Linked DNA regions of Homo sapiens: all the other regions are linked to region 2. The links are chromatin contacts, found by Hi-C or POLR2A ChIA-PET in ENCODE. All regions are on one chromosome and are shown on one strand. Each heading gives the region's core, a stretch centred on a gene start or an enhancer-like site at or near the end of the contact. The rest is flanking DNA. Distances are from core to core; before and after follow the strand shown. Region 1 has its middle 91 kb from the start of LMX1B. Region 2 holds the start of ZBTB43 (zinc finger and BTB domain containing 43). Region 3 holds the start of RALGPS1 (Ral GEF with PH domain and SH3 binding motif 1).

The links. Hi-C counts contacts between places; a loop is a spot of excess contacts on that map. ChIA-PET counts read pairs that join two places held with the same protein, here RNA polymerase II (POLR2A). Pooled maps may share reads with other maps.
Region 1: a loop to region 2 is called in a pooled map, with 5 times the contacts of the local background. The contact joins the enhancer-like site here to the promoter of ZBTB43 in region 2. A Hi-C loop is called at or near these places in 1 of 168 maps with a recorded cell type or tissue (CD8-positive, alpha-beta T cell), 1 of 37 single-sample maps with no recorded cell type and 8 of 50 pooled maps. POLR2A ChIA-PET finds 5 or more read pairs at or near these places in 14 of 52 experiments (AG04450, B cell, CD8-positive, alpha-beta memory T cell and 9 more).
Region 3: a loop to region 2 is called in a map of CD8-positive, alpha-beta T cell, with 32 times the contacts of the local background. The contact joins the promoter of RALGPS1 here to the promoter of ZBTB43 in region 2. A Hi-C loop is called at or near these places in 4 of 168 maps with a recorded cell type or tissue (CD4-positive, alpha-beta T cell, CD8-positive, alpha-beta T cell, OCI-LY7 and 1 more), 13 of 37 single-sample maps with no recorded cell type and 15 of 50 pooled maps. POLR2A ChIA-PET finds 5 or more read pairs at or near these places in 12 of 52 experiments (A549, CD4-positive, alpha-beta T cell, GM12878 and 7 more).

Annotation. Positions count from the first base shown.
Region 1 is chr9:126,703,251-126,707,144 of GRCh38, forward strand. No RefSeq gene overlaps it. Among named protein-coding and RNA genes, the nearest start is that of LMX1B, 91 kb to the left of the region's middle. RefSeq lists enhancers at 1,534-2,259, 2,060-2,354, 2,260-2,985, 2,986-3,709, 3,444-3,523. Within about 2 kb of position 1,486, at least 2 of the 41 ENCODE cell types and tissues checked have a DNase peak (open chromatin) inside an H3K27ac peak, as active enhancers do.
Region 2 is chr9:126,803,078-126,806,825 of GRCh38, forward strand. It overlaps ZBTB43 (zinc finger and BTB domain containing 43), which reads left to right and starts at 1,963. Exons shown (of 3, transcript NM_014007.4): 1 at 1,963-2,055. RefSeq lists a silencer at 1,578-1,627 and enhancers at 1,689-2,190, 2,258-2,317, 2,728-2,837, 2,988-3,137.
Region 3 is chr9:126,912,900-126,916,639 of GRCh38, forward strand. RALGPS1 (Ral GEF with PH domain and SH3 binding motif 1) reads left to right here and starts at 1,883. Exons shown (of 19, transcript NM_014636.3): 1 at 1,883-2,076. RefSeq lists a silencer at 1,855-2,284 and an enhancer at 2,775-2,844.

The DNA of each region.
Region 1 (3,894 bases), core at 236-2,735, 100 kb before region 2:
TTGTCACCTGCCTGTCTTCTTTCCCTAGCCCAGAAGGTAAAGGCATGGGTTGGCAGAGAAAATGTAGGCTGAGTCCCGGGGAATAAGCGGTCACCCTCTGAACCCCCTTTCTGGGAGCAGATTTTTAATTTTGACTGTCACCCAGGCTGGAGTGCGGCGGTGCAATCATAGCTCACTCTAAACCTCAGACTCCTGGGCTCAAGCAAGCCTCCAACCCAAGCCTCCTGAGTAGCTGGAGCTACAGGCACACGTCACCATACCCAGCTAATTTTTTAAGTTTTTCTGTAGACACGGAGTCTCTGTTGCCTACGCTGGTCCTGAACTCCTGGTCTCAAGCAACCTTCCCACCTTGGCTTCCCAAAGCACTGGGATGATAGGTGCGAGCTGCTGTGCCCAGCCCAGGGGCCAGTGTTAAACAGGACGGGCACTAGTGGAATGCCTGCCCCTGCCAGTCTCAGACTTTGGGCCATTGGCCCTCACGACAACTCAGAACAGCTCCTAGCCCATTGCACAGATAAGAAAACTGAGGCTTGGAGAGTAACTTGGTTCCGGAATGATTCCTCCCAGGAATTTGAGGTTTAGGCCATGGATCCTGTGGAGTTGAGAAAGGAGAGATCACAGGCAAGGAGTATAACTCTGAGGTCACCCTACAAAACTTATCTTCAATGACTCTGAGAGCCCCCAGTCCTGCCTCTGGAACCCCTCACTGCTGCCAGCCCCTGTCGCGCACCCCAGATTGGAGAAGGTGAGGTATGTGCAGCAGCTGTACAGATTGACAATCAGCCTGGACAGATGGGCATATGGGGGACGGTCAGGAGGAGGGCCACCACATAGAGCCATGCAATCCCTAGCATCATGTGAGTGGCACCCTGGATGCAGGCAGTGCAGTGGCAGGTCAATGCCTGGCCTGCAGGGTGGTCAGCTGGCGGAGACGCAGAACGTTGGGAGAAGGCTGCTGGGTTCCCCTCAGCTCCTCATCAGCAGGGAAGGGAGCACTCGGGGAGCACTCCCACGCACCTGACACTGGCTGAGCCTCCTGTGTCCTGCCTCACTGACACCTCGCAGCCCCGGGGGCAAATGATGTCCATTTGGAAGATGAGGACATGGCCCTCCAACCCCCATTCCTCCCAGGACCACCTGTCCTCCAGCTGTCACTGGTCTGCCCCAGAAGCCCCCTTTGGCATGAGTTTCCCCTGACTCTATGCCAGGCAGACCTTGACCCCAGGCATTGATGGACACGGGGACTCTGTTCATGGCTTTGACTTCAGAGCAACCCCTGCAGCCTGACAGAAGGGAGACCTGCCCTGGGCTGCTTCTTGCTTTGCCCTTCAGCCCTAGCTTGGCAGAACCTTCCCAGACCCAGCCCACCTGGGCAGAGCCTAAGAAGGAGTTAGGAGAAAGACTTACAGGACTCAACGAGTGGCAGGCTGATGATGGCTGTGCCTGGGAAAGCAGAGAAAGCCTCCTAAAGGAGGGACGTTCGGGCTGAGCCTGCAAAGATGAGTCAGCGTGCGTGGGGTGAGAGGAGGCGGGTAGGTGGAGCACAGGCTCAGAGGTGGGAGCTGCAGAAGTCTGGGGCAGCAGGGCACAGCCAGCTTGGATTCACAGTCTGAAGGCTGGAGGTGGCAGAAGGTGAGAGCCCCAGCACTACCACGCTGGGCATGCCAGGGTCATTCATGTCCTTGGCAGCAAGAGACACTTAACATGTCACATCCTGTTCTTTGATTTAGCAGGGAATAAAATGAGCACACTACGAGATACTGGAAATGCAAAGGAGTGTATGTATTCTCAAACATACCTATTCATGGCCCAAAGAGGAATGACAAAAACCTCTTTACCCACTTACTAGACAAAGAAAATGTACATTTTTAATTCCTTAGAGTCCTGGGTGTTCCCCTACCATAGTTTCAAGAGCCTTCATTTCTTCACTGGGAAAACTGATCCCAATAGCTCAGCCACAGCACAGAAAGCCCAGAATCTCGTGGGAACGGGCCCAAGGGAAAGCGGCCCTTGGTGCATCTTCCCTCTGCATCGAACATGCAGGTGGCTTGCTGTGAGGAGCACTCCACTTTCACTCGTGGCCCCCAATCCCCCTCCCCGTATCAAATCTTGGGGCGCTTTGCTGTTAAATCCCCAGAACAGACCTGAATTTCGCTACAAACCTGCAATCACCCGTCAGGCCACGAGGTGGCGATCCGGAGTCAGTCAGGTGTAGCCCACGTGGCCGGCGGAGCGCTGAGGGGCGGCGGGGACTGAGGAGGCTCCTGATCGTGGCCAAAGAAGGCAGGAGCGAGGACGCCGCCTCCGCAGAGGCTTCTGTGAGCCCCGCACTGCGTGGGCGCTGCTCACCGAGGACACCGCGGATTCCCCCACGCAACCCTGAGTGGATGGAAGCGCGCATTCCCATTTCACAGGACAGGAGAGCGGGCTCAGAGATGTTAAGGAGCCTGCCTGAGGCCACACAGCTGGGAAGCGGCAGGCTGGGGTCTGAACCAGGGCTGGGGCAGTGCAGAGACACACGAGGAGGAAAATAGAGGGAGATGGGCAGGGAAAAACCAAAAACGATAGCAACCGCTTTGGAGCCTTGTTATGCCTGACCCACGGACTCCTCACGCCGACCCGTGCGGCGGGGACTGTTGCCACCCCGTTTTATTGCTGGAGATGGTGAGGATCAGGAAGGCTAAAAGCCTGGGGGGCGCTGCTTACCCGCAGCTCCGTGGCCCCGCTTACCCGCAGCACCGTGGCCCCGCTTACCCGCAGCACCCTGGCCCCTGCCTACGGCGCTTACCCGCAGCTCCTCGAGCCCGGAGGGAGGGCCATGAGGTGGAAGTAGGGGACAGCTGAGCAGCCACCCCCCACCTCCCACCCCCATCCCCTGAGCTGCCACCTCCCACCCTCACCCGCAGCCCCAGCCCAGCCGGCCCCTTTTCCCTCGAGCAAGGTCAGCAGGCTTAGGTCCTCCCCAGGCCCCAGGCCAGCTTCCCCTTCCCCAGGACCGCCTCCAGGCACACGAGGGGGTCTCCCCGACCAGAGTGAGGCTCATCCCTCCAGGGGATGAGCCGTCCCCTGTGGATACCTCCAGAGCAGGTGGATACCTCCTTTAGGCCAGGGAAGCTTCTGCCAGCTGTGTTTCCTGTGACACCAGCCTTCCCTGCCCCATCTCTGAGGCTGATGGGCAGCTGTCAGGGGAACAGACACTTAGGCCTCCCGGAACCACATGGGCTGCGCCAGAGGCGGCATCGAGGCCTGGGCAGTGGGAGCTTGTGCCTGCCAGTCCGCCAGCTCTGAGCCTGGTGGCCAGAGCACCCCATTCCCTGTGACCCGTCCAAAGCTGAAGTCGGGGCCCCTTCTCGAATCACAGTGCAGGGATGCTCTCAGCCATGTTCCTCACCACGCGGGGGAGCCCTAGAGCTCACGGTCAATTCACAGGCAGAAGGAAGAGTCAGAGAGAGGGGCGGCCCCAAGGCTTCACTTTATGTAGGCATTGAAGGGCTAACAAATACATGGCCAATAAAGCACTTATTGCTTAAGCTAGTTTGAGTCTCTGTCACTTCTTACCAAAGAGTCCGGATTAAACCCCACACCATCTCACAGAGTTTTGGGGTGAATAAATGAGATATTTTTATCAGTGCTCAAAAAAAATAGTAGCTAAAATGATTCTCAACAGAGCACAATGACTGTCTTTGCACTTTCTCCTTCACATTTCACAACATCACTCCGTCTCACTTACACACACATGGTCTGCGAAAACTCTACACCTCACCTGTGCACGGATTTTGAGCCTGTATTTAAGAGGAGGCATTGCTTTGGAGACATTTTTTCTGCAAATTGCATCCAACAGGATATTGTCAAGAGATTTCCTGGGAACAAATGAAAATGATGATTTTTGATGTA
Region 2 (3,748 bases), core at 713-3,212:
TTTTTTGCAAGTGTATCCATGCGTTTAAGAGGGTATTCTAAATATTTCTTCTAGCAATTTTATATATTTTGTTGTAGTAATATTTGTAAATATATAGTCCTCAATATTGCCAGAAATAAAGTCCAAGTAAGAAGTTTATTTGGCTCATGCAACAAAACACTTAAGGGTGTCCAAAGCTGGAACTGTGGCCTAATGTCATATGGGACCTAGGTTCTCTCAATCTTCCTGCTTTGCCAGCCTTAGCATTTACTTACCACTTCATAGGCACATGATGGCAGTTGAACTTCCAAACTTCAGGTCTGCTTAGAGGCAGGAATAAAAGTGGCAAAACACTTAAAGAGTATACTCAACTAGGCTGGGTGCAGTTGCTCACGCCTGTAATCCCAGCACTTTGGGAGGCCGAGGCGGTTGGATCATGAGGTCAGGAGTTTGAGACCAGCCTGGCCAAGATGGTGAAACCCCGTCTCTACTAAAAATACAAAAATTAGCCAGGCATGGTGGCATGCACCTGTAGTCTCAGCTACTCGGGAGGCTGAGGCAGGAGAATCGTTTGAACCTGGGAGGCGGAGGTTGCAGTGAGCCAAGATTGTGCCACTGCATTCCAGCCTGGGCAACAGAGCAAGAATTCGTCTCCAAAAAAAAACAAAACAAAACAAAACAAAACCACAAGGCGGGGGAGCTGGAGCATACATGTTTGAAGTAGAATCTTTGACAAGCTGTTCTGCATCCACTCCCATTTCTGTGCTTCCATATTTGTTTTCTTTCATTTTGTTTTCTAGAAAAAAAAATTTTTTTGGTAGAATTCTCTAGGAAAGCTACACTCCTGTGTCCTAGGGCCCAACAACAAGCAAGACAGGCATAACAGCTGGGAAACCAATCAGCTTAAACTGAGACAGACAATATCAAACAGGCATGTCAGGCCCCACGAGAACATCCACCCTAAATCCAGAAGGCATTATGACCACATCGCTTCAGCTGCCTGGATTTCAGGTATAAATTAGTTCTTCTACAAAGAGGGCACTTGGTCTGTAAACGGGTCCAAAGGTAAGAGTCCCACCGCTAAAGACCTATCTCTCTTCTACACTAACATGGGGGGGCAGTGGGGAAGAAAGGGGCGAGAAGAGGTATGGAGGTTTTGGGAGGGAGTGGGAGAATTGGAGGCTAGAGAGATCGTTTCTGTCCCACCATCTGTGTGACCCCAGTGCCCAGCACAATGCAGCCCACGGAAAGGCACTGGTCCTTTCATTGACCATTTACTGAGCATCTACTACATGCCAAAAAGCGAGATGGGTGCTGTGAAGGCAGAAACGGATTTGGAGATAATCTCCGCCAGGCATACTGAGGTCAAGGTTTTCGTTCGTTTGTTTAGAGAAGAGACGGAGAAGGTCAAGGTGTTTTTGTTTGTTTTGTTGTTGTTGTTGTTGTTGTTTAAGAGTCTTGCTCTGTGCTCAGGCTGGAGTGCAGCGGCGTGATCTCGGCTCACTGCAACCTCTGCCTCACGGGTTCAGGCAATTCTCCTGTCTCAGCTTCCCAAGTAGCTGGGATTACAGGCGCGCGCAACCACGCTCAGCTAATTTTTGTATGTTTTGTAGAGACAGGGTTTCACCATGTTGGCCAGGATGGTCTCGAACTCCTAGCCTCAAGCGATCATCCCCTCTCGGCCTCCCAAAGTGCAGGGATTACAGACGTGGGCTACCGCGCCTGGCCTATGCCAAGGTTTCAAGAAGGTTTAGAACTCAGTATCTGCTCCCCTATTTTCAACAGCGTAGTCAGTCCCTAAAATTGACCCGCTCCAGAGTGTACTGCGCAGGCGCCCGCTACCTCCGCGCTCTCTCCCGACGCCCAGCTCAGACGGTAAGTCCCGCATGCGCACTCCGCTTTCTCTCTGACGCACCCCCGGAAGCACTGTCAGTTTCGGGGGGCGGGACCGGGAAGCGTTTCCGGGGGCTGAAGGCACAGGCTGAATCTGTTGCGGCAGCTGAGGCTACAACAGGCCTGCGCCGGCGGCAGAGAGGATATCTTGGGCGGGGGATGTGAGCGCTGAGCCCTTGGCAGGTACTGCGTGGCCAGGACCACGGGCGGCAAGGGTAGGGGAGGAGAAGTCGGTGGGGGAGTTAAGGGCTCCTCAGCAGGCCCCGACGCTCGCGCCGCTGGCCCCGCCAGGCCCATTCCGTGGACCGGCATACCAAAGCCCCGCGCGGGAGGTTGGGGTCCCGGCGCTCCAGCTCCGAATCCCGCAGTCTTCTGCCCACACGGCGCGCAGACCGCGATACCGAGGCCTTTGGGGCAGCTTCTCGCCCAAGGTCACCCTCGCGGCGGCGGAGCTCCGCCGGCCACAGCGCTTAGAGATCCCGCCCCCGTCCGTCCGCTGGCCTTTCGGGGCGTAGGGTGGGCGCGGCTTGACGACCTCGGGTTCGAGCCACCAATGCCTGAGGCCTGACGAGCCGAGCTGGGAGAAAGACTGCGCCTGGACTTAGCTGATCTTCTGTTTAAGTAAAACATTCAGCATCCCCTGTTGCTGTCTCTGTCACCTGTTGTAACCTGCCCTTTTTGTCTTTCAGCTAGGTCGCTGTCAACCTGATATTTCTCTCCACTTTGTCTTTGTCGGGGTATCTGGATCCTGTTTTATATCTGTCTCCACCTTGCTTCTGTGTCTGTTCACCCTGTCTCTGCCACTCAGCCCTTACTCTAATTCAGGGCCTGTCAGTCTGGCTTTTTGGCCATCTGTCTGTTTCTCTCTTTCTGCCAACTTTGTTTTTGCCTCTTGTCTCTCTTTCCTGAGTTTGGGTGGGGCAGGGCTGCCCAGACCTCTGAGCCATGGAAGGTGACTCATGACCCCGTGAAGTTCCCTGCACTGGTGACACTCTCAGTGACTCGACCGCAGTTTGGCCTCAACTCTGACAGGTGTCGCCCAACATAAGTGTCAGAGTGCAGGAGAGCCTGTCAGGGAGACAGGAGGCCCATTTTAGGGCCAGAGCAGCTTGATGAGTCCTCTCCTTTTCTCGCCTGTGGTTTCTCAGGCCTGCACAGCTTCCCAAATGCCTTCGCTCTATCCACTCACCACAGGATGGTCTCCAGGGATCTCTGGAGCCTGCTCTTTGAGTTACAGCTGTTTAACAGGCCTGTCTACAGGCTAAGAAAGGATCAGACTGAGGTCTTTGGGGCTACTGGAACAGTAGCAGGGTTTCTGGGATAACTGCATGCTTAGTTCAGAGATTGTGTCAGCATTTTCAGTTAAATTATAAGAAACCTAATAATTGGGAATTTATTATTTGCTTTATAAAAGCACCACGGGAGAAATAAACCACACACAAAAGGACAAATGTTGTTTGAGAGCACTTAAATGAAGTACCTAGAATAAACCAATTAAGAGACGGAAAGTAGAATAGTTTACCAGGGGCTGGGGAGAGGAGTTATTGCTTAATGTTACAGAACAGAGTTTTGGGGGATGATGAATAAGGTCTGGAAATGGGTTGTGATGATTGCACAACATTGTGAATGTACTTCACTGAATTGGACTCTTAAAATTACTTAAAATTGTTAAGTCTTAAAGTTTTATGTATATTTTATACAATACAAAAAACAAAAACAGTATTCATTGGAGACTCCTGAAACCAATAAGCTCCTTTTACATGTAATTTTTCAAAATTCATTCTGTAGTTGTTAGGAACACAGTTGAACCTGTGTTTATTGATTCCTACTCTCTTTACAGCAGTGGGTACAGCTGAGGTTCTTAGAAAAGTTTAGT
Region 3 (3,740 bases), core at 633-3,132, 110 kb after region 2:
GTTCGCGACCAACCTGGCTAACATGGTGAAAACCCATCTCTACTAAAATACAAAAATTAGCTGAGCATGGTGTGTCTGGCGTCTGTAATCCCAGCTACTTGGGAGGCTGAGGCAGGAGAATTGCTTGAACCTGGGAGACGGAGGTTGCAGTGAGCCAAGATCGTGCCACTGCACTCCAGCCTGGGCAACAGAGCAAGACTCCGTCTCAAAAAAAAAAAAAAAAAAAAAGAAAGAAACGGAGGCACATAGATATGCTAAGTAACTTGCTCACATGTACACAGCTTGCTGGTGGCAGAGCCAGGGCAGAACCATTGCACTACACTGTCTCTTGTTCTCTCTCTCTCTTCTTTTTTTTTTTTGGGACGAAGTCTCGCTCTGTCGCCCAGGCTGGAGTGCAGTGGTGCGATCTCAGCTCACTGCAAGCACCGCCTCCCAAGTTCACGCCGTTCTCCTGCCTCAGCCTCCCGAGTAGCTGGGACTACAGGCGTCCGCACCACGCCCGGCTAATTTTTTGTATTTTTAGTAGAGACAGGTTTTCACCATGTTAGCCAGGATGGTCTCTCTCTCTTTTTTGAGACAGGGTATCGCTCTGTCATCCAGGCTGGAGTGCAGTGGCGCCATCACTTGAGGCTCACTGCAGCCTTGACCTCCCGGGCTCAAGTGATACTCCCATCTCACTCTCCTGAGTAGCTGGGACTACAGTCTGCGCCACCACGCCTCGCTAATTTTTGTATTGTTATTAGAGACAGGGTCTGGCCATGTTGCCCAGGCTGGTCTCACACTTCTGAACTCAAGCAATCCTCCCGCTTTGGCTTCCCAAAGTGCTGGGATTACAGGCATGAGCCAACTCGCCAGGCTCTTGTTCTCTTTATGCAAAATAATTAAGCACCTTCTTCGATGATTACCGTTTTCTTAATACAAAATAGCAGAAACTTCTCCCAGAGGTCTTTTAAGACACAGGTGGTTTAACTTCTACTGACTCTATTTATATTCTTTTTTGTTTGTTTCTTTTTTCCTTTCATAAGCTTTGGGAAGCATAATAACCAATCATTCCATATTCATTCATATTACTGCAAAATTACTTTGAAGATTGTCAGAATGATGTTCTATTTGTCCAAGAATCTTTCGGAGTAGGGCAGGTCATAGTACCTCCTGTCTGTGGGAGGCAGAACGGAGTTTTGCTGTGGTTCCAGATTTCCAGGGATTCACAGACCTGGCTTCAATTGTCTTTGCAATTTATTATCCCTGCGACTCTAGCTAAATGACTTAACCTCTGTGCCCACCTCACCGTGCCTGGCACAGAGTAAAGATGTGGGAGCAGAGAGACAGGATCCGGGCTCATTCCCCAGCTTTGCTCCTGTGTGGTCTTGGGCAAGTCCCTTCACCTCGTTGGGCCTAACTCTGCCCAGCTGTAAAATGGATGAGACCGCCCCCCCCCCCGCCCCGCCAGGAACTCCGAGGTTTCTTCTGGCTCTGACGTTCTGGGCTCTGTGCCTACCTCCCAGCTGTGAAGAATGGGCACTAAGGCGATGTCTCGCTCACAAAACCATTTTTGTTGAAAACGATAAATCCCAGGTAGGGATTTACGGGGGATATCGGGTGAGGCCTGGACGGCCGTGTGGGGAATAAGATGCGCGGCTATTTCTAGGCAGGGGATGGGCGTGGCGGGCGGCGGGCCGGGTGTGCTGGCAGCGCAGCATCCCTGCGGGCGGGGAGGGCGTCTGCAGATGAGCTCGGAGGCCGAGGCCCGGGAGGACCGCGGATGCAGCGGCTGCGCACTGGTACGACCAGCCGGCCGATTTGCGTGTCTCCGCCCCTACAACGAGCTGGTTGGGGGGCTGTTCTGGTGCCGCGCGCCGATTGGATGAGAGGCCCGCCGCTCAGGCCCTGGAGCGGACGGTTCCTACTGCGGCTGGGCACCGGCTCCGCTCCCGCGTCTGCCCGCGCTCCAGCTGCGCCTGGCCCGGCCCCGGCCCGGCTCGGCGTGGCCCCGGCCTCCAAGCGAAGGCGCCGCTGCCGCTGGGCCGCTCCCAGGGCCATGAGGAAGCGGCGGCAGCCACTGCGGCCCGCGTCAAGGTGACCGGCCGGGACTGCGGCGGCGGGGAGAGCGGCGGTGAGAGGCGCGGCCGACGGGGCGGGGCGGGGCGGGGCGGGCCCTGAGGCCGGGCCTGAGGGAGCTGCAGGTGTGGGGGGCGGGACCCCGAGGGCCGCCGAAGCCGGGGAGGGGCCTCGGTGCGGGAGGCGGGGCCGGGGCCGTGCCTGCGGGTGCCCGGCGCCGGGGCCTGGCCGGGGTCCGGGGGTTCTGGGGTCCGGGGCCAGGGGCGCGCTGGTCCCCGGGAGCGTGAAGGACGGCGGGGAAGAGGCGCGGGCGCGGGGGGCGGGGCCGGGGGGGCAGTTGGGCGGGGCGCCGCGGCTGCAGGTGCGGGGGGCGGGGCCGGCGGGGCTGCCGTGGGCGGGGCTGTGGGGTGCGGCCCGCGCTGGACCCAAGGAAAGCACAGGTGCGGGGGGCGGGGCCCGGGGACCTGCAGCGGTGGGGGGCGGGGCCCGGGTGGCTGCGGTACGGAAGCAGGGCCCCAGGTGAGGAGCAGGCGAGGGTGAGTGGTCGCCCGAGAAGGAAAGGCCGCCCTCTCCGCTGCCCAGGGGTGCTTGGGTGGGAGCGGGGGCTTTGGGCTCCCTGAGGATTCTGGGGGCATCCGGGGCTGCCGCTAGAAGGGCCGTCCGGGCCTGCCTGTGCCTCTGCTGACTCGGGCTTGGAGCTCAGCTGCCCTGGTTACTGGCCGGTTGCCTCCCCTATGCTACGCCGCGCCCTAAGTGGGGCGCGCTGTTTTTCGCACCTCAGGGGCTTTCCTGTTGCTATTGAAGGGGCTTGCCAGGATGCGGGGGGCGGGGGGTTGGTTGTCATTGGATGATCGGTTGTTGAAAAATGTGTGTGCTTGAAGAGTAGTATGAGGCTTGGGAGGGGTCCTGGCTTGCTGGCCACTGGTACCAGAAGCTGCTGTAGATCTCAGCAGTGCGTCTCAAAAAGACTGAAATGGCAGCCTGTTAAGTGGGGAGAGCAGGGATGAGAATTCAGAAGCTTTTGACTATGCTACCTGGGAGAGTTTTTCACCTGTTTCCTCCGTTGCAAAATGAGCATGTTAGTACCTGCCTGTGTGCCTCCCAGGGGCCTGGTGAGGATAGGATGAAACAGTGCCTACTGAGCAAATCGCTGGATAAAGTTATGAGTTTCCTTTTTCTTGTGCCGATGGGCAGGTTGGATTCAGGGACTGGAGAGTCTAAAGAAGAGAGGGTTTGTTTCTAGTTAAGAGGTGAGACTAGACCACTGTCTTTTCGCAGTTTGGGATGAGGTTTTGTTGGGAGTTCCCAAAAGACTCAGCCGTGTCTTGGATCGTGACTGCTTCTCTCTGCGAGGCCTCTGAGGGAGCTGCTGCAACGCAGGGAGCAGTGGCAAGTGGAAGCAGCAGAACATTTGTTTGCTGACCTTTAGACCCCAACCCCGGTGAGGACTCTGAGCTGGAACATAAAGCTCAGGCCTGAGGCTATGGAAGTCCCTCTGCCCCCATCCAAGTACAGACCCCGATTTTACCACATTCCAAGAGGGTCGGGCGCGGTGGCTCACGCTTGTAATCCCAGCACTTTGGGAGGCCAAGGCGGGTGGATCATTTGAGGTCAGGAGTCCGAGACCAGCCTGGCCAACATGGTGAAACCCCCTCTCTACTAAAAAATACAAAAGTCAGCCG